Regions from separate parts of the Homo sapiens genome. Here region 2 is linked to region 1. A link is a loop called in an ENCODE intact Hi-C map of the cell type or tissue named here. Cell type or tissue: gastrocnemius medialis. All regions are shown on one strand.

Region 1 (5,000 bases):
TGGAGAAAGGACAATGGAAACCCAGCGGGGACACCCTGAGCAGAAGCAGAGGCAGGTTCTGTTTTTCTAGACGGCCTTTTGTTGCTGTTCTTCTTATAGTGGGAAAGCTCAAAGACCCTGTCCTGGCTCAGTGTGCACACAGCTGAGGGGGGCTTGAGCGCAACAGCGTCCTAACCCTCTTCTCCAAGGGAGTTTACATTCGTAAAAGTTTGGGATTCCTTCCCTGGGAAATCAAATATAAATTATATGGCTGATTACATCACCTAAGGGTATGAGAAAGTTTCATAAGTGCCTACTTTGTTTTTTTTTGTTCCAGAAATAACAAAAAGCTGCTTTTTATAAAGGTTAAAAACAACAATGTGTTGTAACTCTATTTTTTTCCAAAAACAAAGGAATAAAAAAAAAAAGAGAGAGAGAAACAGACGTATTTGGCATTTTCTCTACTTACTCCTGAATAGGTTAAGGCCCTGAGATTAGACTCTTATATTCTTGGGACCAGAGGGCTCCTTAAAACCCCAGTGCATCGATCCTTAATTCTCTTGTTAGCCCTTCCACAGTTCCAGACTTTAAAAACCTTTGATCTGTTTCTTCTGAGACTGGCTCAGATGCACCACAGAACTGAATCCTACCATCGGGCTAGCGGCCAGTGCTCTCTGCACACGAGCATCTCGCCAGCGCGTCTGTCAGTGGAAACATACCCTGTAGCAGAGGTAAGCGCCGGCCGTGAGGACCGTAGCCACGCACATGTTGACCAGGAAGGGCTTCCAGTAACTCAGTGCATGGTCCTCGTCCTTCTCGGGCAGTGACGGCTCCCCTTTGGCTGGGGAGGCAGCCTGGGCACCTCGAAGACTTCCCCCCACGACCCGACTTCTAACTTCAGTGTCTTGACTCATGCTGAGGAATCAGAGGGCAGAGATGGGTTACTCACTTTGGAGAAAATGAATGGCAAGGATGCTGCTATTGTGGCAGGAATTCTAGGAAAAAACAAGCCACGTGTAGACAGAGTTGGATGATGTTAACCTTCCAGCGAGCCAGCCCCCTCTGCTTGGAGGGAGGGCCAGGCCAGGGCCCACATCAGCCTGAAGTCCACTTGTCACCCCCTCCCCCAGGTACTTCAGATAGCACCCACACCCAGGGTAGGGTTCACAAGGTGCCTGGGCGACTGGTCACTGTGAGGATTTATCTGGCTGGAGGACTCACTGGTGTACACACTACTGTATGATTTGCCTTCTCATGTACTGCAATTGCAATGTCTGGCCACATCAGTACACCCAGATCTCATTCTTTAAGAGCTACAGAATATCCCAACACCGGGAGAGAACATAATTGATCAGGTCCCTGGTTATATCATTGGCCTGTCTCTAATTTTTCACTACTACAAACAATGCCACAACAAACACAACTACCTATACACATCTTTACACGCTTGTTTTGAGAGTTGCTGCAAAGTAAATTTCTCCATGTATACAACTGCTGGGTCAAGTATGCACACGTCTTAAAACTTCCCTCCAGAAAGCAGGTACCAAGGGCACAGCCGGCAGTCATCTCCAGCTGGAACTAACACCTGCTCATTCTGCAAACTTTCCGTGCACGGCCACCTACTGCAAGCAGCCTTCCCTGACCACCTCAGCGGACACCTCTATCACATCACTGTCCATGGGCCCCCACCAAAATATGCTTTGGGTCTGCCTTTTTCCCAGCAAGATGGTCTAGAACACAGACCAGGGGACATGTTCTAGTTAACTCAGTACACCACACATATCAATAGGTACTCAATAATGGTTGTTAACCTGCAAGGAAGTAAAATGGGATTTAATCAAGACCACATAAAAAAGGTTACATTCCCCAAAGGACCACTGTGGGGACTGAGGGCACTCAAGCCTGGACATCACATTTCAGGACTGTCCGGAAACCTGGGGGAGGGCGCTGTCGTCAGGGGGGGCAGAAAAACCCTACTCGGTGGCTCCGAGCCCCTCATTCCAACAAGCACCACAAGGTGGCACTAGAAGCCCACAGAAGTGGCTCATGTCCTGCGGCCACCCTGTGCCCAATACCGGACCTCCAGCAGCCAGGAGTGGAGTGGCTGTGGTCCACGCGCCCTGTTCCCCAAGGATGCGGAAGCGCTGCTTGCCAACAGGAGGCTGCATCCACAGGGTTTCAGTACCAGCGTGTGTTTCTAGAACAGAAAGTCATTTCCCCTCACCCCAACAAGCTGGGACCCAATCATATTACCTTTCGATGCCGTAGGGTGCGGCATTTAAGGGGCTTCCTTTTTCTTCCTTGATGGGGCAGTCTTTATCCTCCTGGGTCTCTTCCTTCACCCACTGGTGATTTGGGAAGAACTCCCTGCATTTCCCATTGTGTGGCTCCAGGATTCGTTTGGGTGGCCGGGGAGGTGGGGGGATATGCTCGGGTGGGGGCTCCAGGTCCTCGTGGGAAAGCTCCTTCCACTGATCCTTGAAAGAGCAGCAAGAGGAAGTCCTATTAGTGTTCACTTCGGCTGGTTTGTCAGGAAATCCCTTTGCATGAGCAGAGGTGACGGCTTGGCGAGGGGCTCTCGGCCTCTCAGGGCTGCAGCCATGTACTTGGAAGATGAAATCTTTTGAAAATAAAGTCTCGTCTTCCTATCAATGCTCTCTATGTGAGCACTTCAAAGGCACAAAGTGCAACATGGTGAACATTTTGACAACTTTCTAGCTATTTTAAACATGAAGGGTAGCTATTTCCCCTGACACCAGACGGTGTTTGAACTTTTACAACTGACAGCCTCCTTCAAAGACAAAAAAGTTAAAATGGTCACACCTGGATTCAAACAAAGGCAATGCTGACCTGCACGGAAGAGTCCCCCATGATGAATTTGGCACCTTCGATCACAGCCAGGTAGGAGAAGCGCAGCTGGTCGGCTGTCTGGATCAGCCCCATCCGAAACTTCCTCATTTCTAACAGCACTTTCTTGATATCAACGGAAGAAGGGTCTTTCCTCTTGTCCATCTGAAAGCCAGAGAGGAGATATAAGTCAGCCAGGTCCAATTCTCAAGGGCAACGTTAATAACACCGTTAGATGTCTGTCCCCTCCCAATCTCATGCTGAAATGTGATCCCTAGTGTTGGAGGTGGGGCTGGGTGGGAGGTGTCTGGGTCAGGGGGACAGGTCCCTCATGAAAGGCTTGGTGCCCTCCCTGAGGCAATGCATTCACAAGAGAGCTGGTTAAGAGTCTGGGACCTCCCCCATCTCTTGCTCCTGCTCCCCTTCACCTTCCACCATGACTGGAAGCTCCCTGAGGCCTCCCCAGGAGCCGAGCAGATGCTGGTGCCATGCTTGTACAGCCTGCAGAACCGGGAGCCAGTTAAACCTCTTTTCTTTACAAATTACCGAGTCTCAGGTACGCCTTTATTAGTAACGCAAAAACAGACTAACACAGTGAGTCTCTGTATTTTGGAAGAGGAGCGCTTCAGTTTCTACTTAGGAAAAAACATCACAGCAGAGCAGGTAGAGGAGCTCCCCAGGGCACCCGCGAGGGCCTCCTTACCAGCAAGAGGCAGGTATCAGCCAGACAGAAGGTTCCAGACCTGCCGATGCCTGCACTGCAGTGCACCACAACGGGCCCGTGCTCCGGGCTGAGTGACCCTGACTCTCGGACTTTGAAAAGAAAGTTCAAGAATGAGGCTGGTGATTCAGGGACTCCAAAGTCAGGCCATGTGGTATAGTGGAAATGTAAGATCTCTCGAGTTTCTTGGGTCTGAAAGAGAAAAATACTCATGATGATTCTAAAAGAATCATCTGTACAGAAATCACTAATTCCAAGTACACACAGAGTCACCTTCCACTCTCTACCTCTAAGAGGAACATTCATTCTCAGACTTTCTCCCAGGGTCCACACACCCAGTCAACAAATACCACACCCTGGGGCCAGGCCCTGGGCTTGACACTGAACCTGCAGGGTGCGCCTGCTTAGACTTCATTTCCCTTCGGATTGAAGAGTCCCCTCACCTCTTTTCTCCCTATCACTTCCACTGTCTACATGGTTACAACTGGTTTCTCTCTGTCTCACGAGTCACAATGATGCTGGGCAGCCACCCATAAAATCTTGTCATAAAGCCCTGCAAGGCCTCCCGTGAAAAAGTGAACAAGGAACAGCAGGTGAGGCACTGGCTCTGGGCAACTTTCAGACGGGGGCTTCAAGATGATCTGGAGGTTTCAGAGGATTGTCACTTTAGAGAAAAAAGTAGCAGACTTGGTCTCCAAAGACTGGTGACTCCAAGGTGTGGCTCAACACCCAGCTGAAGAGGCAGTCAATGCGAACGGCATCAGCCCATGAACCGAGTGTGTCCTACGTGCTGGCGCTGCGCTCTCCCACCAGCTGCTCCAGGCAGGCACTCCCATCCATTTTCCGATGAGGAGGTGGATGTTTGGAGGCAGAGAGTCCATGCTGAGAGCCTGCTGCAGACACGTTTGAAAGGTGGACCCCAGCCCTTGTCCCAGAATGTCTCTTCCGTGGCTGGGTCTGCCCCAGAGGAACAGAAGCAATGGCCTGGCGTCTGTTTCCAGCTCTGCTCCTTCCTTGAGGCTTCTGGCGGCTGTGATCAAAAGGCAGCCCTCACTGGGGGGAGTACGCAACATCTTCAATGACCTAAGAGCTCCTAGTAAATGGGAACCAGTCACTTGGTAAGCAAGGCCCTGAGAGGGAAAGGGCTCTGGAAGTGAAAGTCTCCTAACATGGGCCCGGGAAGACAGCCACAGACAGGAACCATACCAGCCTGGAGAGTTTCCCTGTGGCCCAGTGCCAGGGCCACCTGGCGAGCAGCTGATGGCAGAAGGATTCAGGCCAGAGATCTGCTCATGATGCCTTCCTTCACTTGACGAATGTCCACACTATGCCAATCATGTGCCAGTCACTGTGCCAGGGAGGCGGGGGCAAAGACACCACCTCACCCTCACAGAGCTCATGGCATAGTTACTAGGACCTCCCCCAACTCTGCTGGGATGAAAATAATACATAT
Region 2 (5,000 bases), 270 kb after region 1:
AAATTAGCCGCCCATGGTGGCGCACGCCTGTAGTCCCAGCTACCTGGGAGGCTGAGGTGGGAGAATCGCTTGAACCTGGGAGGCAGAGGTTGCAGTGAGCCAAGATCTTGCCACCACACTCCAGCCTGGGCAACAGAGCGAGACCCTATCTCAAACAAACAAACAAACAAAAATCACAGAGTACCTACTCTGCTCCAGGCTCATTTACATGCGTCAGGCTCAGTCCTCATGGCAACTCTTCGAAGGTGGGACTATTACCCCATCTCACAGAGGAGAAAACTGAGGCACAGTGAAGCAAGTGATGCCTGAGGCCACAAAGCCAGGAAATGACAGTGGTGATAATAATAATAATAATAATAATAATAAAAAAAATGCTAGTTGGCCTTGATAAGCTGCTTCCTCCACGCACTGAGCATGGTATTTATAGGAGCACACTGGCTTCTTTGAGCTTCCCAGGAGGAGAGCACTCTTACTGTCCCCATGTCACAGGTGAGAAACCAAGGCCCAGCTGGGTTACATTACTTGCCCAGATCACACAGCTAGGAAGTGACAGAGCTGGGATTTGAAACCAGGCTGTCTGGCCTCTGTCCGTGCTCAAGCACAGTGCTGGGGCTGGACACACTGTAGGTGCTCAGGTCACTCAGGGGTGACTGAACTGGAGATGCTCAGGGCTTCAGAGGGCACCCCTCCTGCAAGCTACCCCTAGCATCAGCTCAGGGCCACCCTGAGCTGGCCTGTCGTGGCTGGGCAAGGAAGTGCAGTTATGTCTTCCCCAGGATGCCATTATTCCCACAGTTGCCACAGCCCTTGGGTGCACAGAACCACCATGAGGAGCTCCAGGATCCTCCCCATTTTACAGAGCAGAAAAGCCAAGGCCCAGAGAGGGTGGGTGACTTGCCCAAGGTCACACAGCATGGTCGTGTGGGCTACAGCCCCACTCCCAGCTCCTGAGCCTGCCCTCAGCTGCGGAGGCCATGGAGGATGAATTCCAGGAAGAAGAGGGGAGCCGAAACCTGGCCCTCCCTGACCCTCCCCAGGAACAGCCTTTCCTCTATTCCTTCCTTTTCTATCTCCTAGCTTGTGGGACTCAGCCTTACATGAACTGGGTCACAAAGGGGGACAGGAAGGGCATTCCTGGCAGAGGAAACAGCACGGGCAAAGGTGGACCGCATGTGGAGCAGGGAAGGAAGGATATCTGGTTGGGATGCTGTGGAGAGTGAGGAGCCGGGGCAGGGAGCAGCTAGAGTCAGGTAAGCGGGCCTTGAATGTCACGCTAAGGAGTTTGAGCTTTGTCCAGAGGCGATGGGAAGTCAGGAAGGCTTTAGAGCGGGGAAGGACCAGGATCACTAAACAGAGGGTGGACTATTGCCATCACCTCCCCACTATCCCCCCTGCCTCTGTCCTGGCCCTGGCCCCTCCAGCCCATTCTCCACTGCAGCCAGAGGGATCCATGAAAACTGAAGTCAGACCACGTCCCTTCTATGCTCAGAACCCTCCATGACTCCCATGTCCTGCAGAGAAAAAGCCAAAGTCCTTTAACAGCCCACGTGGCCCTGCAGGATCCGCCCCCCACGGCCTCTTGGCCCTCACGTCCTCCTAGTCTCTCTCCCTCGCTCACCCTGTTCCACACACTGGCCTCTTTGCTACACCCCAAACACAACAGCCACAGCCCCCACTCAGGGCCTGTGCACCGTTCCCACTGCCTGGAACACTCTCCCCTCCCCGCGGCTCCCTCCCTCACCTCCTACAGATCGTTGTCAGCTGTCACCTGCTCACCAGGCTGTTCCTGCCCCGCCCATTGAAATCCCATCTCCTTTTCCTGCTTCATTTCTCTCCCTAGCATGGATCTTCTCAAATGCAATATGCAACTTATTTATCTTGTGTATTGCCTGCTCTCTCCACAAGTGTGAACTCCACGGGGGCAGAGACCTTTGACCGTCCTATGTCCTGCCATGTCCCCAGCGCCTGACCCACAGGAATTGCCCAATAAATATTTGTTCGGTGAATGGATTCTTTTTTTGGCAGAATAACTTGGTGAGGACCTTCCCTGGGGATGCAGATGGAGAAGCGACCTGCCCAGGGTCACCCAGCTCACAAGTGGCAACCTCATCTGGCCCCAAAGTCTGTGATTTTTGCCTCCATTCCAGGCTGCCCTTCTAGGCATTAGGCCCCACATCAGCCACTGTACCACTGCATATGCCCACGAGGCTGCAAGCTGGGGTCTGTCCTTAGTTCTATCTTAAGCTAGAGGCTCAGAGAGGTGAGGTGACGTGCCCAAGGTCACACAGCAACTTACAGTGTGAGTTCGGCTCTTTCTGCCTCTGTATTTTGGGTACTGTCTTTAAAGCGGCTCTGCCTCTCCCTCCTCCTTTCCTCTTTCCAACCAATGTGTTTGCGGCTGGAACATCAGGCCTGTTGTGCGTGGCCTTGACATACACCATGTCCCGGGCCTGGCCCCGCCTACCACCCTGGCTGGGCCACGAGCACAGCGCCTGGTTCCACATGCCTCAGGGATGAGCCGCAGAGAGTGTGACCAGGCCCAGCTGACACATCTCAGAGCACATGTGGGTCTGCCTCCCACAGGCCCAGCCGGCCCCCCAACACCAGCCAAGTCTCAGCCCGTCATCGTCCCCCGGGGGTGGTGCTGGGCCTTGTGGGGCAGAAGGAAAGGTAAACCATGACCCTGAGGAGCTCAGAGACTGGGGTTCTTGGGAAGCCAATTCAGGCCTAGAACCAGGGCCAAAGTCTGGGTGGTTTTAGAGGAAAAAGAGACTGGCTCTGGGGTTGAAAACTGTGTCACCAGGGACCAGGCAGGAATTTAAAATGAGCAGAGTGGGCTGGGGTAAGATGATAAATAGCTACTATTCCTTGGCCTCAGCATCAGAGAGACAAGAGGGAGTGGTGGGGACTGGGGCACATGCCTTGTCTGAAGACAGTCACCTCTCAGCTCCGGTTGATGGTGGTCCCTAGAGAACAGGGCCCAATATGATCGGATGCTCCGTGCCCTGATTTTCCAGAGGGAATCAAAACACAGGTTTTTATGTAGTACCCACAGATTCTTAAATATTGGCTTCATTCATTTAAAAATTCTATGTGGGCTGAGGAAAGCCCCACAGGCTTGGGCGCCAGATTGGGCCCCTGAGGCCTCCAGTTTGCAGCCTCTGTTCGCTGCAGCTGAATGGAGCAGGCAGAGAAGGAGCAAATCTCAGCCTGACCCCGAGTCAGGAGCTATGGGTTGGGACGGTGGCCAGGACCCAGCTCCAGCAGCTCCAAGGGACGTGGAGAAGTTTTCTGTCATCTGGTCCCCTCCTCCACTCCATGGAGATGATTCCCCCGCCCGCCAGCTCCAGCAGGCTGGGGGGTGAAAGGGAGCCTGGGCGGGAGCCGAGGTCTCCTTTCTCACATGGGACACAGCTGTGGATGTTTTTCAGGCGGATCCTAATTTCTCTCTCCCCATCCCCCGTGGCTCTGCCACACCAGGAAGTGGGTGACTCTCTGTGTCCCAAGTTGTCCCCCAAAAGTCCGCTCCATGCTCCAAGCTACCTGCTTCCACAAGCACAACTTTGAAGCTTCACCATGTCCCTTATAACCAATTTTCAGATGAAACAGGCTCAGGGAGGGAAAACATCTGGCCCAGGCCCCTGCAATCAACACACAGAGGAGCTGGACTTAAACCCAGGCCTCACGCACTTGACCACTGGGCCCTCATCCTGTCTCTTCCTGGTAGAACCCAGCCCACCCTCCAAGTCTTGCTCCAGCGCTTCCTCCTGGCTTATTGAACAAGCAGCCAGGCCCTTGGCCCACTGCCAGGTATTCAGACATGAACAGATAGTGTGTCTCAGGCTCCCCTGTGCTATTTGTTGAATGAATATTTCACTCATTTTCTCCAAAGTCGTGGGTGGTTGTCCATATCCAATCTGTTGTCTCAGCCTCTGACCACATGTCTGTACACTTCCCCGATGCCTCCTCCTGGATGGCCCCCAGGCATCCTCCAAATCAGTATGCCCAAAGCAAGTTCAGCAACTTCCCCCAAACTGTCCCTCTGCCTGTCTCCCTTCTTTTGGAAGGCTGCACAACTGTTCAGCGTCCAAAGCCAGAAACATGAGCATCATCCATAAAGCCTCCCGCCGCCATGCCTCCAACCCAATTGGTCACCAAAGCCTGGGAGTCTCGTCCTCAACCTCCCTCAAATCCATCCACCCTCCCCTCCTCTGAGGCTGCCATGCCAGGTCAATCTCATCACCTCTCACTCAGGTGGCTGCAATTCCTTGCCACCTCGCTACTTTCCCTGCAACGATACTTCCTCTCCCTCAAATTCAGCCTCCTGCAGGAGCCTGAAAGACACCTACTATTTTCTGCTGTTTACTATCAGAAGCTCCCCATTATTTTCAAAGGAAGTGTAGCACCTTGGCCAGCCTTAAAGCCTCTGACCTCTCCCTTACAATTTGTATGTTCCAGCCAGCCCGAACTACCCACTTCTCCACGATGTCTTTTCTGATCTCTGAACCTTTGCATAGGCTGTTCCTTTTTTTTTTTTTTTTTTTTTTGAGATTGGGTCTCACTCTGTTGCCCAGGCTGGAGTGCAATGGCACGATCTTGGCTAACTGCAACCTCCACCTCCCGGGTTCAAGAGATTCTCCTGCCTCAACCTCTCGAATAGCTGGGAGTACAGGCATGCACCACCACAGCCCAGCTAATTTTTTTATTTTTAGTAGAGATGGGGTTTCACCATGTTGGCCAGGCTGATCTCAAACTCGTGACCTCAGGTGATCTGCCCGCCTCGGCCTCCCAAAGTGCTGGGATTACAGGTGTGAGCCACTGTGCCCAGCCGTGCACGGGCTATTCCTTCTGCCTGGTGTGTTCTTCCCACTCAACTCTTTGTCTGACTACTCCATATATGCCCTTCAGGATTCAGTTTACATGTCATGAGCTTCGTAAACCTTCTCTGACCCCCTAAGTCTGGTTTAGGTACCTGCTGAGGTCCTACAGTGCTCCCCGCC

What was found. Hi-C counts contacts between places; a loop is a spot of excess contacts. Peaks named below come from ENCODE experiments on the same cell type or tissue, not always from the same donor. Only the 100,000 strongest peaks of a DNase experiment are listed, where the experiment ranks them.
Region 2: a loop joins it to region 1, with 2.2 times the contacts of the local background. A loop is called at or near these places in 2 of 110 quality-filtered maps.

The regions. Positions count from the first base shown.
Region 1 is chr20:50,577,159-50,582,158 of GRCh38, reverse strand. It overlaps PTPN1 (protein tyrosine phosphatase non-receptor type 1), which reads right to left. Exons shown (of 10, transcript NM_002827.4): 6 at 3,530-3,739; 7 at 2,830-2,991; 8 at 2,233-2,456; 9 at 699-894. Among named protein-coding and RNA genes, the nearest start is that of MIR645, 6.1 kb to the left of the region's middle. In gastrocnemius medialis, CTCF peaks have their summits at 1,793 and 1,993 (motif pointing right); DNase peaks (open chromatin) are centred at 2,038, 4,058, 4,328, 4,868 and 2 weaker places; H3K27ac peaks cover 2,180 bases.
Region 2 is chr20:50,302,994-50,307,993 of GRCh38, reverse strand. All of the region lies in intron 2 of LINC01270 (long intergenic non-protein coding RNA 1270), which reads right to left. Among named protein-coding and RNA genes, the nearest start is that of LINC01270, 13 kb to the right of the region's middle. RefSeq lists a silencer at 1,648-1,942 and an enhancer at 2,239-3,014. In gastrocnemius medialis, no CTCF peak of the experiment used is centred here; DNase peaks (open chromatin) are centred at 1,783, 1,853, 2,483, 3,763 and 1 weaker place; H3K27ac peaks cover 4,923 bases.